Regions from separate parts of the Homo sapiens genome. Here region 2 is linked to region 1. A link is an interaction called in ENCODE POLR2A ChIA-PET data of the cell type or tissue named here. Cell type or tissue: OCI-LY7. All regions are shown on one strand. Each heading gives the region's core, and the rest is flanking DNA. Links, peaks and the distances in the headings are about the cores only. Region 1 has its middle 130 kb from the start of MOXD1. Region 2 has its middle 78 kb from the start of LINC01013.

Region 1 (4,399 bases), core at 84-4,083:
TGCAAATATTCTTCCCAGTCTGTGGGTTGTCTCTTCACTCCACTGTTTCTCTTGCTGTGCAGAAGCTTTTTAGTTTGATGCAATCTCATTTGCCTGTTTTTGCTTTGGTTGCTAGTGCTTTGGGATTATATCTAATAAATCATTGCTCAGACCAAAATTGTAGAAGTATCTCCATATGTTTTTTTTAATACTTTCGTAGTTTCAGTTCTAATGTTTACATCTTTAATGTATTTTGAATTGATTCTTGAATATGGGGTAAGAGAGGGTGCATCTTAATATGTGAGAAATAATATATGTTCCAGGAGCAAGAGCATTCGCAATCTATAAAATACTTCCATCATTGAAACTGAGATTGCTCAGGGAACAAATCAGCCTTTGATAATATTTATATCCACATCATTTAGAGATTGGCCAAAAGTATTTATTATGTATGTGAAGCTACACTTTGAACTTACATAACCCCCTGAGCTATCTTTTGAATACTTTAAAAATGACTTCTTCACTAGCTGTCTGAAGCCCAGGTTTGAAAGTACATTATCAATCTCTTATAGCTGATGCATTTCTCACATGGCTTTTTTACCGGTGTGGCAGTATTGTCTGATGATATATTTAGTACTAACTTTGAAGCCTCACCCAAAATTTAAGCATTGTATGTTCTCAAAAAATAAGGTGACCCCAAAATCATGGTCAGGTGTTAGAATGGGGGCAGGATTAAGAGCATGAATAATAATTTTGTGGAATTACTGAAAATCCCTCAGTCCATTATATAAATGAAAGGTCAATCCACAAAAGAACGTGCAACATATTTTGAATTTCTGAGCCAAATATCATGCCTCATTTCTATGGACTCTCACAATCTATTTCTTACCATAGCAAAGAAAATTTATTTCTGAGCTCAGAAGCTATCAACAAAGAAAGCTAAGAGAACTGCCAATTCTATTACTACTGTACAAAGATGAATGACCTCCAGTGAATTAGCCTGAAGACTAATTTAGACACTCAAAGCTAGAGTGTTGGGCAGGGCACAGTGGCTCATACCTGTAATCCCTGCACTTTGGGAGGCCAAGGAGGGTAGATCACTTGAGGTCAGGAGTTTGAAACCAGCCTGGCCAACATGTTGGTGAAACCCCAACTCTACTAAAAATAAAAAAAATTAGCCAGGTGTGGTAATGTGCACCTGTAATCCCGGCTACTAAGGAAGCTGAGGCAGGAGAATCACTTGGACCTGGGAGGCGAAGGTTACGGTGAGCTGAGATTGCACCACTGCACTCCAGCCTGGGCGACAGAGCAAGACTGTCTCAAAAAAAAAAAAGCCAGAGTGTTGTTATAGTGTCATTTACTATAAAAATTAAAATTAAAGGATATGGGGGCTTAAATGAAGAATTTTTAAAAAATAATATCTCTCCAGGCTCATCATTAAAACATATGGTTGTAGAGATGTTGTTTCCCAACAGATATATAAAAATGTTATTCTCTCTTTAATATCCAAATAGTATGTTCCAAAGGCCATTGCATTGGGTTTAGATGGATCACTAGCCATTTTCAGTTGGCAGTTTTCACTTCCTCTTTGAAACCTCAATGCTTTACATTTATAAACTAAAAAGAAACCAGACGTTTTTAAAAACCATGAAGGAAGCTAATCTATACTTTGTAGTAGAATGTTATGATTTCTATTTTATGACTACAAAACTAAATTTAGTTATCCAGCCAATAATGTGTAATATCTTAAGCCAATTGAATCATACTGAGTTCTCAGAAAAATAAATGAAACAAAATGGATTGTTTTAAAGGGAGTAAATCTTACCCCGTAAAAGACAGCTGCTTTTCAAATAACATCAATTGGATTTTTAATATAACCTATTAGGATTTTGTTTTCTTCCTTTTTTGGAGACTTTCTTAGTCAAATATAACAACCAGAATCTACAGCTTGGCTCACTTCTCTGTGAGCATTCTTATGTTCAATTCCCACTATTTTTAGCTTTATGCAGTTGTTCCAAGAACATACCTTTTCTCAGAAAGCAATATTTTCTCTACCTTCAAAGAGAAAATTTAGAAAACGTCAGAAAACACAGAGTCCCTAAAGTGGGATTTGGCCTGCTTTTTAGAACTTAAAAACAATTGGGTATTTTTAGTCCAGTCATTCTAAACCACAAAGGCAACAGCAGAATTTGTTGCTATAACTATATAACTTGACCAGTTGCAAACCGTCAAACATAGACCCCAATCCCATTTAAATGTTTATGTCCCTACTTAATTAACTTACTTTGTTTTGTAATTAGTTCCACATTTTCAGTCTCTTGCAGTTGAGACTGGGCTTGATCGCCTAAAAAATAGTAGCTCAGGCTGGGCGTTGTGGCTCACACCTGTAATCCGGGCACTTTGGGAAGCCGAGGTGGGCAGATCACTTGAGGTCAGGAATTCGAGACCAGCCTGGCCAACAAGGTGAAACCCTGTCTCTACCAAAAATATAAAAATTAGTCAAGCATGGTGGTATGCACCTGTAATCCCAGGTGCTCTGGAGGCTGAGGCTTGAGAATTGCTTGAACTTGGGAGGCAGAGGTTGCAGTGAGCTGAGACTGCACCACTGCACTCCTGCACTCCAGCTGGGGTGACGGAGTGAGACTCTGTTTCAAAAAAAAAAAGAAAGAAAAAAGAAAGAAGAAACAAAGAAAGAAAAAAGAAAATGGTAGCTCAAAACACTCAATTACTATTTTAAAAGCTTTTTCATTAAAAAATTAAGGTGCTCAGCAGCATTTATAACTAACTGGTATCTAATAGTAAGAGAAATTGGCATGAGATAATCTGGCCAATTAACAGTATGCAGTCACTGCATTTATGTTTTATTGTAGGGATGTGACGAGTTATAAATAAGTAAGAACAAGCAATGCTAGTATAAAGTACCTAGAAATACCTGACCTCTTTGAGGTCAGGAGTCAAGTGTTATTCACAGGGATGAAAATTATTACAAATGAAAGCTGACCATGGTGACTTCTACTGCCTAGGGATGGAATAGGTATTTGAATAATTAGTAGTGGAATAAAAAATCTTTATTCCATTCCCTTCCAGTCATAGAAGCTGTTGGAGAAAAGGAAAGGCTGAAATTACAAAGCCTCTGCTATAGGATAAGACCCAGAGCAGGTGATTCTTTTTTGAGAAAGAACAAATTAACAGGTCTTTTGGAGATGAAACGTAGGCTCAGAAGTGAGTGGATGGTGGAAAGGTAACTTGCAAGACACCATTAGGTCATGGGTTAGATAAATGGAGGAGATGGGTAAGCTAGGAAAGGCCTCGATAAAGGCGCAGGGACTGATTAACGTGACCGGACTTACCAGGGCAATGAAGAGACCCAAGAACAAGGATGGGCAATAATCAATTTTGAAATGTTTGCATTCTGTAGCTGTAAAAACCCACTGGGTTGCACCTAAACTTTGGTAAAAGTCTGAAATAAACACAGTGCCACCAGATGGTCTGGTGAACTCTTAATGATTCTCAAGCATTAGCTCAAATGTCTTCCCCTCTTTGTGACTTCATCTGATCCGCTCATCTCTCAGGAAGTCCATCAGAGAAAAGCCATCTCTTTTGGCTCAGTGCTCTCATAGTAAGTACTTCACACATAACTTGCAGAACTTACTTACCTGCATTATAGTATTGCTTTGAGAATCTGTCTCACCTGTTAAGACTATAAGCTATTTTTAGTTAGGAGCTTTTCTATGCATTTTTGTAACCCTCGAATCCTAGTACTCTGCCTGGCTGGCCCCTAATAAGCATTTAATAAATGTTGGTTGAAATCAGTCAAGGAAGCCTTCTAAGAATAAGTGAACTTTTTATAAAGAAAGAAAAGCTAAAAAGAAAAAGCTTCCATAACTTATTAATCAGATAGATATAGCAATAGATAGCTATAGATAGATAGCAGAAATAATTTCATTAAATTAGTAATTAGTGGGGACTTTTAATGTTTTGTAGGTTGTTAATCTGGACACATGGTACCTTGTACGTGAGTCTCTTGGTGGATCGTGTTGCTATTATTTGTTTTCAAAACTTCACTAGATTTGTAAACATCCTGATGCAAAACTATTTGGTATTCCTACATACATACCCAGTAGCTGCATAGGACGTGACATGCATAGTAAGGATGTAGAAAATATTTAGGGAAGGATACAGGAAAGGGAAGGAAGAAAAAGGAAAAGTTTTAGAAGAGTGAAAAAATTTAAAGGGTAAAATTTTGAGACTACGGTATAAAAATATTACAGAGGTGTTTTTTTTTTCCCCATCAGTTTGGGGGTGTCTGGGCCAAAATAAGGCACTCAGACATGCAAGAGTTTCCATCTTGACAGTGATGGATCCAAAAGGGAACCTGATCCTTTGTCTCCTCCTTGTTCCTCAGGTGCCACATATGCAT
Region 2 (4,399 bases), core at 119-4,118, 58 kb before region 1:
GTAAGGTTTCTGCTGAGAAGTCAGCTGTTAGCCTGATGGGGTTCCTTTCATATGTGATCTAAACTTTTTCTCTAGCATCCTTTAAGATTTTTTCTTTAGCATTGATCTTGGACAATCTGGTGACTCTATGCCTTGGTGATGTTCATTTTGTATATTATCTCACAGGTATTTTCTGGATTTCTTGTGTCCGGATGTCTACCTCTCCAGCAAGATTAGGAAATTTTTCTTGAATTATTCCCTCAAATGTGTTTTCCAGATTGTTTATTTTTTCTTCTCTCTCAGGTATGCCAATAATTCATGGGTTTGGTCATTTGCATAATCCCATATTTCTTGAAAACTTTGTTCATTTTAAAAATTCTTTTTAAAAAAAATTTTGTCTGACTGTGTTACTTTGAAAAACCAGTACTCAAGCTCTGAAATTCTTTCTTCTGCTTATTCCAGTCTATTGATAAAAGTTTCCATTGTATTTTGAAATTTCTTAAGTGTTCAATTCTGGAAGCTTGGATTGACTTTTTAAATAAAATGTTTATCTCTCCCTTCATTTCCTGGATTGCTTTAGCAGTTTCTTTGTATTGACTTTCAGCCCATCTTGGATCTCACTGAGCTTCCTTGCAATTGATACTTCGAATTCTTTTTCTGTCATTTCTGAGTTTCCATTTTCATTAGGGACCATTGCTGGAGAGAGAGTGCGATCCCTTGGTGGTGTCACTACATTCAGCTTTTTGATGGTGCCAGTATTCTTGTGCTGGTTCTTTCTCATTGAGAGACACTGGCACTTCTAATTTTTGTAATTATTTTCATGCGAGTAGGACTTTTTCTTTTTTCTTTCTTTTCCTATAATATTATGTTTTTTTCTTTCTCTTTCCCTTTCCCCCCTCCTTGCGGGTGCAACTATAGAGAATACAGGGTAGGACCTTTTGGCTTTGCTTCTGTGGCACTTCTTTGTTAGGTTTTATTTTGGGCTGTGCAGTTTCACCTATAAGCCAGTAGATGGTCCTTATAGGTAAGAGCCAGCTACAGCCAACATGGTTAGGAATATACTTGATCCCTATTTACTGTCAGAAGCTCTCTGTTGCCTCAGGCAATGGGCTGATTCATAGAATGCACAGTGCTGTGATCTCCCTGCTCAGCCCCAGGGTGTGGGAACCACAAAGGGTGGGGCCAGCCTGGGCAGGTCCACCTACAGGTCACCTGATGGCAGGCACACGCACTGGCAGCATGGGAGAATCCAGTGCATGGTCATCAAATGCCTAGAGGTGTGCCTAGCCATGGAACTGGAAAACCTTCCTGTCTCCAAGTTCTCCACACAGGAATGTGGAATGTCCTAAACTACTAACCCAGGAGAGTGTGTGCTCCAGATGCCTGGAGATCTGCCTGGGTGTGGAGCACATAGAGGGCATCCCCTTCATTAAACTCTTTGCATGGAGGGGTGCGGCAACTCAGGATCATGGACCAGGCAAGCAGGTGCTCTGAATGTCTAGAGATCTGCTTGAGTGTGTAGTAGAGACAGACCCCCTGCACCAGAATCTCCATACTGGCAGGGTGGGGTGGCACAAGTTGCTGATTTGGGCCATCTGGTGCTCCAAATGCCTGGAGATCTACCTGGGTGTAGAGCAGAAAGAGCCCCACTACACCATAATCTATACTCAGAAAGGGCAGGGTGGCTCAGGCTGGTGAAGCAGAACAGGTGTCTCTAAATTCCTGAAGATCTCTCTGGTCATGAAGCAGAGAGGGCCTCCCCACACAAGAATCTCTGCACAGGCAGGGTGGGGCAGCTCAGGCTGCTGATCCGGGTGAGTGGGTGCCCCTGAATGTCTGGAGATCTGCTCAGGAGTGGAGTGGAGAGGGCTTTCGCTGCATAAGGTCTCTGCACAGGAGGGATGGGACAACTCAGGCTTCTGGATCAGGCAAGCAGGTACTCTGAATGCCTGGAGGGCTGTGTGCCTGGGTGTGTAGCATAGCGGTGCCCCCTGAACTAGAATCTCTGCACAGGAAGTGTGGGGCACCTCAGACTGCTGGTCTAGGTGAGTGTGTGCTGCAAATCCCTGGAGATCTGCATGGACATGGAGCAGAGAGGTCCTCACTGTACCATAATCCATGCCCAGGAAAGATGGTGCAGCTAAAGCTGCTGAGCCAGGCAAATAAGTGTTTTGAATGCCAGGAAATCTGCCTGGGCATAGAGTGGAGAGGGCCCTGCGGCACCATGATCTCAGGGGAGCAGCCTGGGACACCCAGAAATGGCACACACAGATCAGTTCCAGGTCCCCAAGCTGCTCTTGGCTGCAAGTCTTGCTGCTTGGGAGAAATTGCAGCTGTAGCAGCTCTCCTCCGGCCCCAGGCTTGTGATAGGAAAGAACACAATTCAAAAACCTACTGCTGGGACACTTTCCACACTCCTGGTTGTGGAAGCCCCTATGCTGCTCCATAGCAGGCGCTCCAATCTCTGGCCTGAGATTAAAATGCCTGCATGACCATGCTGTTGGGTCAGCTAAGAGTGGCTGAATTTGTATGTTCCCAAATTAAAAATGGCATCCTCTCAGTCCCAGGTCTGGGAAAAGACCATGTCTTTCTCTCACAGCATCTCCAAGTCTCTCCCCAAGTTAGCTCCAGGGCCTGGGAGAAACAAAGTGCTCTTTCTTGGCCTGGGTTGCTCAGATCTCTGGGGGAAAGATAGCGCACAGAGGGAGGCTCTCTGCCTCTCTCACATACTTGGGCTTCACTGACTTTTATCAGCCAGACACCATCACAGAGGCTGTTTGCTAGCATTCTCCTCCCTGGGATCTGGGGTGTCCTTCATGATTCTGGTGGGTTTCTGTTTTCCTTCTTGAATTAAAACTCATAAAGTTGCTTTTTATCTACTATATTGCTATTTCCAAGGGGCTGAGTCATGCCGAAAGCTTCTAATCTGCCATCTTGGGAAAAAACCCAATCAAGTTGATATATGCAGCTGCAGTTCATTCATTTTCACTGCTGTGCCATATCTATTACAAGATTTCTTCCACAATTTATATGTGTAATGTTATCCTCTTTTTTTGCTATTACTCAACGATGCTATGAACATTTTCATAAATATCTCTTTGAATACATAAATAAGAGATTCTTCAGTTTTCATCTCTGTTTAATATAACCAAACTACTCTTCAAAATGCATGTGGCAATTTACATTTCCACTAGGCTTCAGATCTTATCCAACACTGGGTATTGTCAACAATAGATATACTTTTGTTAATCTGATGTGTATTTTTTAAATTTTAATTTTTTTACTAGCATCTTTTTTCATAGTACTTACTGGATTTTAGCTATTGGATTCTATCCAAATCCATCACTTGGTTCTGCTATATTTGTAGAACTTATTCCTTATTTCTGCAGAGTAATCCTTTGTTGGATATCACAGTTGTAAATGCATACTCCAAACTGTAGATTTTTCAAAACTTTGTTCATAGCATGTTTTTTATTTCTGGCTGAATAAAGGTTCTTAAAATTCATATACTCCAATTTATCTATGGTGAAATCCTCTTCAGTCATGAGTCATGAGCATATTCTCTTAAATTTTCTTTCAACAATATTAAGTTCCTTATACAACTTTCTTCTTTTAACTTATTCATATATCCTCAATAAATGTTACATTTAATTTCCTAATACTTTATTTAAATTTTCCTCTCTGGGTTCACAACAAGATTTGTCCATGTAGTTGACTTTTCTTGTACTATCTTTTTTGGCTTTGATAATAAGCATAAATTAATCTAATAGAACCAGTTGGATAATGTTCATTTCTTTCACAATATATACATAGTAGAAGTTATTTGTTCCTTGAAAGCTTTATAAAGCTCACTTATTAAATTTTCTAGCCTTAATGTTGGAGAAAGGGGTCGGGACACTCTAGAATACTGAAATAATAGCTTTAATTGTGCCAAGGTTTAATAGTTATTATTTTTTAAGTTTTCTATTCCTTCCCAACATAATTTTTGGTAATTCTTCTATAAATTATGCATTGTATCTAAATATTAAAATGTATTGGATGAAAGTTATTAATAATATTCATAAATGATTTCAAAAGTTGCCATTGGATCTATAATCATGTCCTATTATCATTTCATTTGTTATTTATTTATATCTTTTTTCCACTTTATCAGTCTTGTAAAAAGAACCAGATTTTAGTTCCTGATACTATTGTTCCTTTGTTTTCATTTTATGAATTTTTGCTTTTACATATGTAACATCCTTTCTTCTTTCTTTCAGCTTATTCCACTCTTTTTCTATTTTCTTGAATTAAATCTATATTCATTTAATTTCCAAGCACTTTTATTTTCCAATAAATTCATTTATCTTTCCCTTTACATATTACTTATTAAACAGTTTTATTTTCAGTCTCATTTTAGAGAGGGAGGATCTTGTTTTCT

Evidence for each region. Peaks named below come from ENCODE experiments on the same cell type or tissue, not always from the same donor. Only the 100,000 strongest peaks of a DNase experiment are listed, where the experiment ranks them.
Region 2: POLR2A ChIA-PET joins it to region 1 with 5 read pairs; 2 of 35 experiments call an interaction of 5 or more read pairs at or near these places.

The regions. Positions count from the first base shown.
Region 1 is chr6:132,266,344-132,270,742 of GRCh38, forward strand. No RefSeq gene overlaps it. Among named protein-coding and RNA genes, the nearest start is that of MOXD1, 130 kb to the right of the region's middle. In OCI-LY7, for the core only: no CTCF peak of the experiment used is centred there; DNase peaks (open chromatin) are centred at 1,208, 1,538, 2,528 and 3,528; H3K4me3 peaks cover 3,812 bases; H3K27ac peaks cover 4,000 bases.
Region 2 is chr6:132,208,427-132,212,825 of GRCh38, forward strand. No RefSeq gene overlaps it. Among named protein-coding and RNA genes, the nearest start is that of LINC01013, 78 kb to the left of the region's middle. In OCI-LY7, for the core only: no CTCF peak of the experiment used is centred there; no DNase peak of the experiment used is centred there.